Regions from separate parts of the Homo sapiens genome. Here region 2 is linked to region 1. Evidence: read pairs that join two places in POLR2A ChIA-PET (ENCODE). Cell type or tissue: GM12878. All regions are shown on one strand.

What was found. ChIA-PET counts read pairs that join two places held together with the same protein. Peaks named below come from ENCODE experiments on the same cell type or tissue, not always from the same donor. Only the 100,000 strongest peaks of a DNase experiment are listed, where the experiment ranks them.
Region 2: POLR2A ChIA-PET joins it to region 1 with 5 read pairs; 1 of 35 experiments calls an interaction of 5 or more read pairs at or near these places.

Annotation. Positions count from the first base shown.
Region 1 is chr3:19,951,546-19,954,045 of GRCh38, reverse strand. The region is part of intron 2 of RAB5A (RAB5A, member RAS oncogene family); the gene reads right to left. Among named protein-coding and RNA genes, the nearest start is that of RAB5A, 5.7 kb to the right of the region's middle. In GM12878, no CTCF peak of the experiment used is centred here; no DNase peak of the experiment used is centred here; H3K4me3 peaks cover 315 bases.
Region 2 is chr3:20,234,738-20,237,237 of GRCh38, reverse strand. No RefSeq gene overlaps it. Among named protein-coding and RNA genes, the nearest start is that of SGO1, 50 kb to the right of the region's middle. In GM12878, no CTCF peak of the experiment used is centred here; a DNase peak (open chromatin) is centred at 1,217.

The sequences.
Region 1 (2,500 bases):
GAAATTCCGTCTCAAAAAAAATAAACCAACAGTTGAAATGCAAAAGAGTTGGTTGGCTTCATTTTTCAGGTAACTTCTACCACATGACAGTCAAAACAAAAATACGTATTACCTACAAGTTATGGCCCTTTCAGGTTGATCATGAAATAGCTCAAACCTTAAAATTCTTAAATGCTTTACATCTACTCTAGTTCCTAAAGGTGAAGAGCTATGAGTACAGAGCATAAAAGAATAGTGTCCACAGCTATAACCATAATGGTACTGTCATACCTCCTGAATAGTATTCACATGGGGTCAGCACAGTGAAAAAGTATCCAATAAAGATTAACAGAAAGTTGGGCCAGGGGCAGTGGCTCATGCCTGTAATCCCAGCACTTGGAGAGCCCGAGGTAGGCAGATCACTTGAGGCCAGGAGTTCAAGACCAACCCGACCGACATGGTGAAACCCCATCTCTACTAAAAATACAAAAATTGGCCAGGAGTGGTGGCTTGCGCCTGTAGTCCCAGCTACTTGGGGGGCTGAGGCATGAGAATTGCTTGATCCTGGGAAGCGGAGGTTGCAGTGAGCCAGGGCTACACCACTGCACTCCAGCCTGGGCGACAGAGACCTTGTCTCCAAAAAAAAAAAAAAAAAGGATTAACAGAAATTTGGATGCAAATTCCTTTTTGTTTTTAAACAGGAAGCTCTACACATAGAAATGAAAATCTTTATGAAAAATTCATTAATGAAATCTAGACAATCTAACTGGTGTTACATGGAGATTATATAGAGATACACACATATCAGAGATATATTTATGATACACAGGATATGGGGTTACATTTTTCTTTTAAACATCCTTCTTGAGCTATCATTAGGAAAAAATAAACTTAGAAGTGCATTATCCAAAACAAGATAAAAATTCTAATCTTAAGCTCTTGCAAAGCTCCCCAGGAATTAAGTCCTATACTACAGTACTTCAGAGTTTTTATTGTTTTAATAAAATAATAAAGAGAGAGGAGAAGAGTAGCATATAGTAAGTCCCAAACCTACGTGGCCCAGGTTATTTAACCCAGAATGCACATATACTTTGGGAAATGCTTCCATTAACAGTGAAATAAGTGGGTGGACATGATCTAGCAGTCTTTAAACTTTTCCTACTAGATGGGACAGTTAGCTTTGACCAAATCACTTCTGGAGGAAGCAAAGCCTTCTTGAGAAGTAGTATTTCATTATTAAACTGGATATAATGTATTAACAATAACAACAACAACAACAAAATCACACGTGGATGTACTTTCAGGGAAAAAAAAAATCACAAAGATGTCTAATATATTGTGTATTAACATTTTTTAAAATGCCAAGACTTCTGACTCAAAATAAAAGCTCCATGATGCTTTCTGATGCTCAGCCATTAGAAAAAACATAAAACATTCTAATATAACATTTTAACAAGATATACAAAGGCCAGGAGGTAGTAGACTTCTGTAACTTATCTTACTAGAATGGGTCTAAGATTATGAATAACATTCTCAAGTATATTTGCAGAAGAGCATTCACTAAATGCACAGTATAAAGTTTTGCTTCTGAAAGACAGATTCCAAGAAGTTGCCACATGCCAGTTGGTATCTACCTGTCTTATTTCCAAAGTTTGACTTTAATTTTACAGGATGGGGTTAAAATATATACATGAATACCTTAGAAAACAGCATTGCTTAATTATATATCACTTGCAAAATATTGTGAATCTCAAACCGTGTGGCTCTTGCCACACATCATCTAATTGAAAAGCATCATTTCACAGATGAAACAGAGGCCCAAAAGAGGCTATCTTGTCCCACTGCTATATAATTATAGGTTTCTTTGATTAAAGTCAATTTTTTTTAAGAGATGGGTTCTCATTATGTTGCCCAGGCTAGACTTGAACTCCCAAGCTAAAATAATCCTGCCTCAGCCTCCAAATACCTGGGACTACAGGAATGCACCACCATGTCCAGCTAAAATTCAATTTTCCCATTTCACGTCCTCTCTTGACAATACTGTACTGTTTGTTGTCTCCTTTTCACCCTGCATCTTACCTTCCCCTCATCTCTGTCCCACCATAACCACCCTTGTCAGTGCCTACTCTTTCCCTTCTTCTTTCATCTTTTTCTTCAGGTTCCATTTTCCTGTTATGTCCCTTTCCATTAATCACTTTTTCTCTTCCCTCAGCTTAGGAGCATTCTTACATATGCATCTCAGCAGGGAGCACCTGTAATCACAGCTACCTGGGAGGTTGAGGCTGGAGGCTCACTTGAGGCCAGGAGTTCAAGACCAACCTGGAAACACAGCGAGACTCTGACTCTTAAAAAAAAAAAAAAAAAACTTGCCTGGCATGGTGGCATGCACCCTTAGGTCCAACTACTTGGTGGGAGGCTAAGGCAAGAAGATCATTTGAGCCTAGAGTTTCAGGCTGCAGTCTGCAGTGAGCTATGATCCGGACACTGCACTCCAGCCTAGGCGACAGCAAGATCCCATCTC
Region 2 (2,500 bases), 280 kb before region 1:
GTCTTTAATCCATCTTGAATTGATTTTTGTATAAGGTGTAATGAAGGGATCCAGTTTCAGCTTTCTCCATATGGCTAGCCAGTTTTCCCAGCACCATTTATTAAATAGGGAATCCTTTCCCCATTGCTTGTTTTTCTCAGGTTTGTCAAAGATCAGATAGTTGTAGATATGCGGCGTTATTTCTGAGGGCTCTGTTGTATCTAGATTTTTAAGCATTCAAAATATATAAGAAATGTTAATATTGGCTGATATTTTGATAATCCATAGAAGGTAACAAAAAAAAGGCTGCTATATTAAACCTGACTTGCACAAGGAGAACATGTGGGCTATGTGGCATGTTCCCATTTCAGAAGTGAACCAGTCGATTGTACATAGTCTCTGGGACTTTATCTTCTTATTTCCTAGTCATAGAGCCAAACTTCTGGTTAATAAGTTCTAAATGTGCTTCCAGTCCGTCCATTTTCACCTGAGGCTGTTAGAGTCCACAGACAGCTAGGATTATTCTGGAACTTAGACGGCTTTGGTCCTGGTGATTTGAACTTTTTCCTGGCAGTTCCTAGTTTGATCTGACTTTTGTCCTCAAACACACAATGCTAGAGACAATCATCCCTCCAGACATCAAGGAATTGTTACTGGATTTTCAGAAACAGATAACAGCTTTCAGACTTTTTTAGGGGGTGGGGAAGAGAGAGTTTCATAAAATGATACTTACCTTTACTATGAGGTAAACACTCTGATTATTTTCTATTTTATTTTTTTCTGTTCTGTTCTGTTTCATTTATTTTTTTTAAACCACTTAGTTCATTTCAAGAGCTTCCAGTTGGTCCTAATCCTAAGGGTGAAAATCACTGGGCCAGAAAATATGGAGGCTGCAGGCTGGGCACGGTGGCTCACGCCTGTAATCCCAGCACTATGAGAGGCCGAGGTGGGCGGATTGCCTGAGGTCTGGAGTTCGAGACCAGCCTGACCAACATGGAAAAAACCCATCTCTACTAAAAATACAAAATTAGCCAGACATGGTGGCACAAGCCTGTAATCCCAGCTACTCAGGAGGCTGAGGCAGGAAAATCGCTTTAACCTAGGAGGCGGAGGTTGCGGTGAGCAGAGATCGCGCCATTGCACTCCAGCCTGGGCAACAAGAGCGAAACTGGGGAAGGGAGGGGAAGGGAGGGGAGGGGAGGGGGAAGAGTGGAGGATGCTAGCTGACAAAAAACGAAAGTAAGAAGCTGAACAAAACTCAGAAATGATCACAGTCAGGTTTTCAGAAATGGAGCAAAGGACTGATCTGTGCAGAATGGGGTATTCAGTTCATATGAGTCCCCTATACAGAGTTTCTGGAAGTGGTGACTTAAAAAAAAAAAAAGCAAAGATGATTTAAAATGTGATGTGTTATACAGAACTGACATTAAATAAAGAATGAGATTGCTATTCTTATTTTAGTCGTATTCCATTCATTCTGAAGGCCATAATTGTTAATTCTGGCTACAGAAAACTCTTCTTATTTATTTTTGCATTGATCAAATAAGCACATGGAACTATAATTTAAAATAATGGCAAAGGTTTATATAGCCTTCCTTTGTGCCATGAGCTATTTAAAAAACTTTTCACATATTTTATCTCATCTTCTTTATAACTCTGTAAGTTAAGTACAATTAATATTCCCATGGTAGAAATTAAAACACTGAGACTCAGAGAAATTCAGTAACCAGCTCAAGGCCACAAACTGGTAAGCACCAGAGCAAGGATTTGAACCCAGGCAAGCTTGCCTATGCTTTTAAATACCATTCCATGATTCAGAGTCCAAAAGGATAACCAGTGAAAAGTAAGGACTGCTCTACTTTCAGCCATCCACCCACCCTCTTCCCCACACAGAGACAACCACTGTCACTATTTTCTTATAAACACTTCCAGAGATATTCCATATGTATAATAAATAAATATATATGTGTGTTTGGGCCGGGTACAGTGGCTCACGTCTGTGATCCCAGCACTTTGGGAGGCCGAGGCCAGCAGATTACTTGGGGTCAGGAGTTCAAGACCAGCCTGGCCAACATGGTGAAACCCCATCATTACTAAAAATACAAAAAATTAGCTGGGTGTGGTGGTGCGTGCCTGTAATACCAGCTACTCAGGAGGCTAAGGCAAGAGAATCCCTTGAACCCAGGAGGTGGAGTTTGCAGTGAGCCAAGATTGTGCCACTGCACTCCAGCCTGGGTGACAGAGTGAGACTCCATCTCAAAAAAAAAAAAAAAAAATACACCAAAAAAAAAAAAATTGTGTGTGTGAATGTGTCCTACAAATGAAACTTTTCTCATATAACGATCCACTTCCCATGAAACCGGCCATGGAGTTTTAGCAGCTCTATTCTATTCTATGGACCGAGTGCAGTGGCTCACACCTGTAGTCCCAGTACTTTGGAAGGACCACTATGGGAGGATTGCTTGAGCCCAGGAGTTCGAGATCAGCCTGGGCAACACCGGGAGACTCTGTCTCTACAAAA